3 separate regions of the Homo sapiens genome follow, and all the other regions are linked to region 3. A link is a contact called in ENCODE Hi-C or POLR2A ChIA-PET data. All regions are on one chromosome and are shown on one strand. The core of a region is the stretch at or near the end of the contact, and the rest is flanking DNA. Distances in the headings are between cores, read along the strand shown.

Evidence for each region. Hi-C counts contacts between places; a loop is a spot of excess contacts on that map. ChIA-PET counts read pairs that join two places held with the same protein, here RNA polymerase II (POLR2A). Pooled maps may share reads with other maps.
Region 1: a loop to region 3 is called in a map of IMR-90, with 2.3 times the contacts of the local background. The contact joins two enhancer-like sites. A Hi-C loop is called at or near these places in 2 of 168 maps with a recorded cell type or tissue (IMR-90 and endothelial cell of hepatic sinusoid) and 2 of 50 pooled maps. POLR2A ChIA-PET finds 5 or more read pairs at or near these places in 1 of 52 experiments (AG04450).
Region 2: a loop to region 3 is called in a map of lower lobe of right lung, with 3 times the contacts of the local background. The contact joins two enhancer-like sites. A Hi-C loop is called at or near these places in 4 of 168 maps with a recorded cell type or tissue (Calu3, heart right ventricle, lower lobe of right lung and 1 more), 9 of 37 single-sample maps with no recorded cell type and 3 of 50 pooled maps. POLR2A ChIA-PET finds 5 or more read pairs at or near these places in 3 of 52 experiments (BJ, common myeloid progenitor, CD34-positive and naive thymus-derived CD8-positive, alpha-beta T cell).

What each region holds. Positions count from the first base shown.
Region 1 is chr9:4,337,842-4,341,207 of GRCh38, forward strand. It overlaps a transcript of GLIS3 not described here. Among named protein-coding and RNA genes, the nearest start is that of GLIS3, 39 kb to the left of the region's middle. RefSeq lists an enhancer at 1,548-1,842. Within about 2 kb of position 1,695, at least 4 of the 41 ENCODE cell types and tissues checked have a DNase peak (open chromatin) inside an H3K27ac peak, as active enhancers do.
Region 2 is chr9:4,237,087-4,240,652 of GRCh38, forward strand. All of the region lies in intron 2 of GLIS3 (GLIS family zinc finger 3), which reads right to left. Among named protein-coding and RNA genes, the nearest start is that of GLIS3-AS2, 60 kb to the right of the region's middle. RefSeq lists an enhancer at 874-1,393. Within about 2 kb of position 1,590, at least 4 of the 41 ENCODE cell types and tissues checked have a DNase peak (open chromatin) inside an H3K27ac peak, as active enhancers do.
Region 3 is chr9:4,275,979-4,279,509 of GRCh38, forward strand. The region is part of intron 2 of GLIS3 (GLIS family zinc finger 3); the gene reads right to left. Among named protein-coding and RNA genes, the nearest start is that of GLIS3-AS2, 22 kb to the right of the region's middle. Within about 2 kb of position 1,958, at least 2 of the 41 ENCODE cell types and tissues checked have a DNase peak (open chromatin) inside an H3K27ac peak, as active enhancers do.

The DNA.
Region 1 (3,366 bases), core at 445-2,944, 62 kb after region 3:
ACAAAACTCTATGAGGCAACTATTACCCCCATTTGAAAGATGAAGAAACTGGGGTTCAAAGAGATGAAAATATTTGCCCCAAACCACACAGCTTATGTGACCAAGCAGGAGCTAGGACCCAGATCTGATTTCCCAGGATGGTTTGCTCTTTCTCTAATGTCTAACTGGTAAGATTGGCAAGGCTGTGTGTGTGTGTGTGTGTGTGTGTGTGTGTGTGTGTGTTTAGTTTTGAAATGCAAAAACTGTATTTGTCCATAGCATGACTTCTTTTCACAGGAGTCAGGACACCTGATTCTAATCCTATCGCTTCTCCTGACTAGACAAGTTTCCTTGAACAAGGCATATCCCATTGAGATTTTGCTGCTGCTATGTGTTGGCAGTGTTGGACTAGATGAGTTTCCTTTAAGCTTAGCTTGTTAAAACACAGCTTTCAGGTCTTTCTGTAGACCTACTGAATGAGACTTTCTGGTAACAAAATTATACGTATATATAGAGAGATAGATGGATTTCTATTATATATGTGTGTACACACACACACACACACACATACACACACACACACACACACAATTTTTTAAACAAGCTCCCTGGATTATTCTTATTCAGGATGAGAATTCAGCTCAGGACTGGTATTTGGGAGTCACCATACTAGACAACCTATGAGGTACTGTTCATATCTACTAGTCAATGACTGTATAGGGCCCCAAACTTGAAGTCAAGATGTGGCTACCACTGAATTTCAAATAGGTCTGGAAGAATCTAAAGGGCATGTGACTTGTTCACAGGCATTGTTCTGCATGAAGTTTGGGGACAGACCCAGGGAGAAAAAGGAACTGGGGGAAAATAGTGTAAGTACTGGAGATTGGTTCCTGTAGCCAGCCCCATGGGAGAAGGAGCTGCAAGTAGAAAGTAGAGGAACCAAAAATATAGCCTCATATTGTATCACCTAAGGAGCCTGGAAAAAGCACTGTTGCTTGGGTCCCAGCTCCAGAGATCCTTATTTAATTGGTTTGGGGTATGTGCCTGAGTCTTGGGATTTTTTTTAAAGCTCCCCAAGTGATTCCATTTTGAAGCTAAGATTGAGATTCTGCATTAACACACAAGGACACAAAGCCTTCAAAATGAGACGGCTTTATGTGTTACAGGCTTACCCTTAAAACTATGTTGAAAAGCGGCATTTCAAGGACCCTCCTGGTGAGTTCATGAAGCAAAATAATCATGTTCAAAACAATTGAGACTGTCCATACAACACTACCTCGATATGTTTGGGAGGATAAACTCAACACCTCAGTCATGATTTAGTGGCTTGGCTTATATATTTGGTGGCATAGATAGAATTCTGTCCCCAGGTGTGTAAGTCACATGAAGCCAGTCCTCAATGACTGGATTTGTCTTCTTCACTGAAGTGAATTGATCTGTTGTTTTGTCACTATGTAGCTAAAGCCAGTGGGAGGGTGCCAGTTATTTGGAGAAAATGTTTCATTTTGAAGTACCAAAGACAGCCGATGAATTGTGTTCATGAAATACATGCTTCACTCTACTTTTTAATTTGCTCCTGTTTAAGTTAACTGAGAGTTTCGTCTTTATTTTTAAAGAATGACATTTATATAGACGTTCAAACTGCCAATCTGTTACATAAACAGCCTTGTTTTTTGAAGGGCTGGCGCCGCCTAGAGGCCAAATAGGTGCAGAGGTTTGGATTGCTAACCGGAAAGAACCTCTCCAACCTGTTGCTTCTGGTCCTTCTGTGATCCGTCTCTGTTGTGTGTATTTAGGGTCAGGTAAAGCTAATCAGACTTTTCATTGAGCAAAGTTTCCCAAGCAAGGGTGGAGATGCCACAGTGACATTTCAAAGCCAGATAACAATGCAATGATGGGATTTGGGAAGTTTGGTACAAAAGAAGCTTCTCACTGGGATCAAAACGTGCCCAGAGAACCAGAAACTGTAGGGGGAGGGAAGGGGGAGGGGAGGGGAGGGGGAGGGGGGAGGGGGAGGGGAGGGGAGGGGGTAGGGGAGGGGTGGGGGAGGGGAGGGGGAGGGAAAGGAAAGGAAAGGAAAAGAAAAGAGACAGAAAGGTAAAGCAAGTTTTTGGTGGGTAGTTTCCTAGAGTGAACTTAAGAGCAAACATTCTCTCATTTGGTATTGACCAAGACACAAAGACTAGGGAGAAGTCAACATTTAATACCAGCTGACAAGCGGCTTTGCTTCTTGCTCATCAGTGAATTCACCATGTCCTCACGGCTTGGCTTAGCATGAGGTTGATATTCCCCTAGAATCTCTGGATCTATTCCCTTTTTCTACAGCCTTCTCCATACTTTTAATATTTTCTTTCTTACATGGCCAACTTTTAATTACCACAGGGGAACAGAGTTAGTATGTATTTTTTAAATCTCTGAATAATCCAAAACGTCTGTACCCAGATAGAAGTTTAGGAATTACAAATCAAATGAGAAAAAAAAAAAAAAGTATGTCATTTTCCTTTATTTGCCATGACTGATGTCATCTGACTTTTGAGCTGAATAGAAGTGAGGGGGTGGGGGAAAACTTCAACTTCCCAATTAAAAGGCAACTCAATTCCAGGATGAAACATTCTTTTATTTTGTCTTACCCAGTGTCTTTGGGGCAAATTCCTCATCTTTCAGGATGCATCCTCCATCCCTGTTCTCCTTGCCCGGATGGTTCCTGGGTCTAGGGTTAAGCTTCTGTGTATTTGTGGTGGCAGGACAGCAGGAATGAGGGAGTGAGGGTGATGGTCCATGTGCTCATCTCCACATCCACGCTATTAACCACCATGGACACTTGAACCTGGAGACCGTTGTCGGAACCAGATCCCACCTGATTCTTGTTTTTGTTTAATTTTTTTGGAGACAGAGTCTCGCTCTGTCACCCATCACCCAGGCTGGAGTTCAGTGGCACTATCTCAACTCACTGAACCTCCGCCTCCTGGGTTCAAGCAATTGTCCCTGCCTCAGCCACCCAAGTAGCTAGGATTATAGGTGTGGGTGACCCCTCCTGGCTAATTTTTGTATTATTAGTATAGATGGGGTTTCGCCATGTTGGCCAGGCTGGTCTCAAACACCTGCCTCGGCCTCCCAAAGTGCTGGGATTATAGGTGTGAGCCACCGTGCCTGGCCTCACCTGATATTTTAGCAACTCTGCAAACACCCACAACTGGCATCTGACATCCTTGAATAGCCTCTGGACTGCAAGTCTTTCTTCCCTCTAATCCAAATGATCTGTTATCTCTTCTGGTCCAATGGTATGCTTAGAACTTATGTGTTTCCTTTTTGGGGACAGACTTTCCTAGTTGCATTATCTGATCCACAGGCTTGTGCAATACTCTCTAGGACAAAACAAGACTGCTC
Region 2 (3,566 bases), core at 340-2,839, 39 kb before region 3:
TAAAGAATCACCAACATGTTCACTTCCTTCACTGATTTATTTCAAAAATAATCCTAAGGAAATAATCCAAAACAAGGGAAAACTGTATTATGTATTATAGCAGGTTATTTAGAATACAGAAAATATCCTTCAAAATAACCTAAAACGCCTTTGAAATAATTTAAATATTAAAGGCATAGCCGGTTAAGTACAGTACAGTCTCTAGACGGAATATTACACAGCCACAAAAATGATGACACAACATGAAGAATGAATAACCACTCATGGCAACTTTACATTAACTGGAAAAAAATCAGAATGTAGAATTAAGTCTATAATATAACTACAGGTATTTTAACATAAATATGCAAAAAATAAAAAAGTAGTAGTTTTACATGAAAGATAGATGAAATCGCTACTTCAGGCTCAGTCTACTGAGCCCTAGGGCATGGCTGAAAATCTACAAATGGCATCATTATCATTCAAAATGATAGTACTTTTTTAAACCAGCTGTTTCAGTGTAGCACTTTCATTACCAAATTCTGTTACCATTTTTACCCCAATTCCATAAATGTACATTTAGAAGTACAGTTTGTCAAACTGTTGATTCTCACCACTTGATTCACCCTCTCATTAATCAGGCATGCCTTTTGTTTTGCAGTATTTTCCCCACTGTTTCATTTGAGATTAACTTTAAATTGAGAAAATAACTACTGACAGGTTCTTTTCTCTCTTCCTGTTTTGGGACACACTGTAAGCACATTTTGTCTTTCCCAGTTCTCTCCAGCTTCAGCATTTTATCAGTTTGATGTGGCTTTAAACAACTTTCCCTTCCCTAGTTAATTCACTAGCCCAGCAGCTGCAAGGGACAAGATGAATCCTTTCCATGTTCCCCTTATTCTCCCTTTGAGCAGGGACTGTCCAGAACTTCCTCAGAATTTCTACCTAGGAATGTTCTAGACCAGAAATTTTCCTCAGGAATTTCCTGTTGCCACCCTGTCCTGCTTCTATACCAGTGAGCACAAAGTCAGGAGTAAGCCTTTAGGACCACTCCGTAAAAAAGCAACTGGGACTTCTCGTTCCTACTTTACATAAAGTTTATTCCCTGCCCCCTCCCGCTGCGCAAAGAGCTTCCTGAGAGACCGAAACAATGTGGCTAAAAGGAAGGCCAAAAGGAGGGAGGTGATCTCTTAATAGAACTCAGTATTTAATCCTCCCCCACCCCTAAGCTCTGCCCAGAATAGATGACACAGAAGGAGAGGGAATTGTTGTTTTGGTGGAGAGGAAGAATATGACCGTGAATATACTCCATTCTATTTGAGAATGAGAGAGTCTACCCACATGAGAGAAGATGTAAATCATCCCCCAACATTCTAACTTCCTTCCTGAAATACACCTAGACCTAGCAGTTTACAATAATTTTTAAAAAGTGCCAAATATGCCCCCAACTTACAGTGCTAAAACCACCGTGGCTACCTGAACTCAGAAGGCCCGTGTGAAGCAACCAAAGAAAGCTTAACCCTTTCTGGGAAGTAGAATAAGTTTTGCCAGTGTTCTCTCAGTTCTTCATAACCAAAAACAAAACAAAACAAAATTTACTGAGCACATGTTCTGTCTGTGTGTCATTCCTCATGAGTCAGACACCTTCTTATCCACTATACTGTGTGCCCACTTGACATCTTTCTTCCAGAGTTGGCTTTAATTAAATCCTTCAGCACTAATGTCCCAAAGCATTCCGTGAGTCAAGCTTTCCCTGGGGTTAAGACTTTTGAAATGACCAGCAGAGAGATGGACTCTAACTACTAAGACTACTATAGCCACAGCAGCTACTGCAGTGACTTTTTCACCACGAGGCAGCCAATTCAAAACAAACGTTGTTTTTTGTCCCTGCAGTAGTTTGCTGAGAATGATGGTTTCCAGCTTCATCCATGTCCCTACAAAGGACATGAACTCATCATTTTTTATGGCTGCATAGTATTCCATGGTGTATATGTGCCACACTTTCTTAATCCAGTCTATCATTGTTGGACATTTGGGTTGGTTCCAAGTCTTTGCTATTGTGAATAGTGCCGCAATAAACATACATGTGCATGCACTGTTGTGGGGTGGGGGGAGGGGGGAGGGATAGCATTAGGAGATATACCTAATGCTAAATGACGAGTTAATGGGTGCAGCACACCAACATGGCACATGTATACATATGTAACAAACCTGCACGTTGTGCACATGTACCCTAAAACTTAAAAGTATAATTAAAAAAAAAACCAAAAAAAATGTTCTCTTAACCCATAGACGTTCACGACTTTTTTTTTTTCTCTGCGATGAGGAAGATGAAGTTGTTAGACTACTGTATTCGTATTCCAATGAACGAACCTAGATTACAGGCTGCAGGGTTGGGGCTATTCCTAGAGACCTAGAGCAAACTCTACTTCATCATTAATGAGAAAACATTTGTGACAACCATCCCAACACATCAGTCATTGAGATCTTGGTATCAAGGTTGAGAACCACCATACTGATGTGCTCTAGCTTTCTATAAATTCAATGTAACAGAAGGTCTACGCTTTGGAGGCTATACTGGATCTGAATAAGTGATCTAAAGATTGTTTCTGACTTTTCCATTACCTACTTCCCTCCCTTATTAGATTGCATCTAGGACACTAAATAGGTTTTCATTTAAAAAGACCAACAGCTGATTACAAAGTATTTTGAAGCTATGTCTAAATGCAGTAGATAAAAGAACTGTGGTTGATTTGTATCATCTACCACGGTCATTAGATTTCAGGAGTGTTTGCAAATGGCACTTTGTATTTCCTAACTCTGTATCATTAGACCTTTACAGGAATAAAGGATAACAGCCCCATCTCAAACTCATCTGCCTTATTTTAGTCATTATTAAGTTACTTTTTTCTAACTTCACTTTTTTTACGTTGAATTATTTCTGCAACCATTTAACTTGATTTTTTTTTCAGTTCCAACTGAAGATAGATAAAATTATAGTATGTAAGTAGTGGACACATATTTTATCCTTCTTACAATTAATTCACCATCTAAAGCAGCGGTCTCCAACCTTTGTGGCATCAGGGACCAGTTTCATGGAAGACAATTTTTCCACAGATGTGGGGGAGGTGGGGGGGGGGGATGGTTTCGGGATGAAACTGTTCCACCTCAGATCATCAGACATTAGTTAGATTATCATAAGGAACGCACAACCTAGATCCTCACATGGGCAGTTCACAATAGGGTTTGCGCTCTTATGAGAATCTAACACCAGTGCTGATCTGACAGGAGGCACAGCTCAGGCAGTCATGTTCACTCACCCACCACTCACCTCCTGCTGTGGGACCCAGTTCCTAACAGGCTACGGACCAGCAGCAGTTCGCGGTCTGGGGATTGGGAACCCCTGATCTAAAGCATAACTTCAACGGTCCATTCCTGAGATTTTCTCTCCAAAAAAAAACTAGTAAAAATTATAAACAAGATTACAAGGGAAGATTACAAGGGGGTACTAATATTACACTTTATCTTCTTCACATAATCAATATAAATTAGCCTTAAAATCACAGAAAAGTAAAAAAGTTAGAAGA
Region 3 (3,531 bases), core at 708-3,207:
ACCTTAGAAAATGCTACAGGTTAGCCAGGAGCAGTGGTTCATGCCTGTAATCCTAGCACTTTGGAAGGCCGAGGCAGATGGATCACTTTGAGCTCAGGAGTTCAAGCTCAGCCTGAGCAACATAGAAAAACCCCATATCTACAAAAGAAATACAGAAATTAGCCGGTGGTGACACATGCCTGTGGTCCCAGCTACTTGGGAGGCTGAGGCTGGAAAATCACCTGAACCTAGGAGGTGGAGGTTGCAGTGAGCCCAGATAGTGCCAGTGCACTGGGCAACAGAGTAAGACTGAAAGAAAAGAAAAAAATGAGAATAGAGGAGAAGAGAAGAAAATGGAGGGGAGGGGAGGGGAGGAGAGGGAAGGAGAGGGCACGGGAGGGAAGGAGAGGGCACGGGAGGGGAGGTGAGGGGAGGGAAGGGAAGGGGAGGGGAGGGAAGGGGAGGGGAGGGAAGGGGACGGGAGGGGAGGGAAGGGGAGGGGAGGGAAGGGGACGGGAGGGGAGGGAAGGGGACGGGAGGGAAGGGGAGGGGAGGGAAGGGAAGGGAAGGGAAGAGAAGGGGACGGAAGGGGAGGGGAGGGGAGGGGAGGGAAGAGAAGAAAGAAAATGCTATAGGTGACTAATGAAAGTTCCATTTCTGCTTCATGTCCTGTAGCATTTGAAGTGGGGAAGGGTACTAATGGAATAGATTCTTTTAAAGATGTAATGTTATAAGACTGAAACCCCCTTTTATAATTGGAACAAATCACGCCTCCGATTGAGTAATACTTGGAAATGCATCATCAATTTGATTTATACAAAGCATCAATAAATCATACAAACTGGACCCTGTGTAGCTCAGAGAGTAAACAAAAGTAAACATTGTGTTTCACCTGACTTGTTGGCAAGACAAAATGAAAACTCTGGCTACCTCAACTGGAATAATGTCTTTGGTCTCTGGCTGTTTGGTTATTTTTGGAAACTTTTATGGAATATTAACTTCATTTGCTCTAATTCTGCAGGAAGCCACATTGGAAGTGCAAGAAAATATAAATGATTAAAAAGCAGAAGTGAAAAAAAAATAACCACGGATTTTGCCCCAACCTTCTTTAGGTAATATATTAACTGCATCTCTTCAAAATTGCGGGACCCCAATCTCCACTATTATCCCAGTTCTAACATGGCTGCATTCAACACGGTACACACACTGGTGTTAGCAGACTTTTTTCATTGTCTGTTGTTTTCCCAGAGATAAACCTAAGTAAAGGAAATACTTTTCCTAAGTATAGGAAAGTAACATTTTAAATCAGTGTATTTTAAAATCTATGATGTGGCAGTGGAGAAAAACACACAGCTAGCTAACCAACTGACCAAGCAAGCTCTAACCTAAGCTCTAGATTAAAACCAATTGAAATAGCCAAACACAAACAGTAAAAAATAAACATGAAACTTGATGTATTATTTAAAGTACATTAAGTTTTTGACTTCCCAGGTTCTCACAATACATTATCTTTCTTAAACCAGGTCTTTACAAGAGACACCAACCTTAAGTGACACAAAAGAGTTTTTTAATCCCAATTAGTTTGGTGTCCTTTGTTGATATTATTCTGTCTTTTTTGTCTGACCAACAATAATGAATAACCCACAAACGCTAATGAATAACTAACTCCCTTTGTCTCCAAGGACAGCAGAGCCCAGCAAGAAATGTCAGAAGCCCTGAAGTAAAATAAAAACTCTTATAATGAAAATCTTCCCAATTATATATTCCTCCGGGTACTACAAATGTAAAATTGTCTTAAATATTTAAATAGTTGTGTCAAATGTACTTAAAGTGGGGATCATAAAGCTGATTTCCCAGACGCTGTGAAAAATGCATTTCTACGAGTCAAATTACAATGAGTAACTGTTGGAGCAGGAAGTAGGGGAAATACAATATAACCGGGATCCTTCAAACACAAATCCTAGCGAGACTAATAAGTTGCCAACTGCACCCTGTCCTGCCTGCTTACTCAGTGGCTCAGATACATAGGAACACATTCACCTCCGCTCATTAAAAATTTACATGTAGTAAGTGATCAATTTTTAAACTAATTTCTATTATCTTAGAAACATAAAACTAAAAGTAACTCTTCCTTGTCGTAGACAGAGCAAAAAAAATACACTGATGTTGCTGAAAACACTGACAAGTGTGCAACAAGATAGTGTGACGAAGAACTCAGTAATGTTGTATTTTAATTGGAACTCACTATCTTTCTCTAATATATTTCCTAACTCTGTCCGTAGAAAAGGCTTACAAGCAATGACATCCCACAGTCAACAAGAACACCCTTTCAGCCAGTTTTCCAGATATTCCCCACTAAGAGGGACTTGAGCTTCTTGGGAAAATGCATGATTCCAGGTATGGGGCACGCAAATAAAAGTGAGCCTAGAACATCTTGTTATGCCTGTAAGCAAGGAAGTACTTAATGGGAACATGTCATAAAGACACAAGAATTGACTTCAAGGGGCTCCCACTGGTCAAATTTGGGACAGTTTGAGCATCACAAAGAATAATGATGGTAATGAATTCTAACAGAATAATTTAAAAAAAATCCATGAGTGATTCTGTAGTGATTCACAAAAAGAGAAGGGAGAGAAACTCCTCTCTCTAGAAGAATACCAGCTAATAAACATAGCAGGAATAAAAGAATCAGAAAATCACCACTATGCAACCAACCATGTAAAAACTGATTCTGACAAGTATCATCAATGGATGCTATGAAAGATTGTTGGAGGACAAGATATTCGCACAAGGTTACTTATACATTTTGAAAGAGAAAGTGTCCTTCACAATGCAGAGATCTGGTAACACCACCTTAGCCAGGTGATCAAATATAGCATCACAAATACTAGGATGAAGCAGCATTCAGTGCTTCTGGGTATAATGCAATGTGTGGTACACAAATCACCTTCATAGTGTTCTTGTCAAAAATATTTAACCTGAATCCAATCATGAAGAAATTATCAGACAAACCAGAGTGTGGAACAAGACAACTCACCTAAACTCTTTAAAAATATCAGCGTGGCTGGGCACGGTGGCTCATGCCTGTAATCCCAGCACTTTGGGAGGCTGAGGCAGGTGGATCATGAGGTCAGGAGTTCAAGACCAGCCTGGCCAAGATGGTGAAACCCCATCTCTAATAAAAATACAAAAGTTTCCGGGCGTGGTGGCAGGCACCTGTAATCCCAGCTACTCATGAGGCTGACGCAGAGAACTGCTTGAACCCAGGAGGCAGAGGTTGCAGTGAGCCGAGATCGCGCCACTGCACTCCAGCCTGGGCAACAGAGCAAGACTCCATCTCAAAAAAAAAAAAAAAAAATATATATATACACACACACACACACACACACACACACACACACACACATAATACATATTATATATATTTTATATTATATATATATCAGCGTTTTTTTTAATGAAACACAAAGAAAGGTAGAGGAACTGGAAGAAAAAAAACAATAATATCAACAAAGGACACCAAACTAATTGGGATTAAAAAACTCTTTTGTG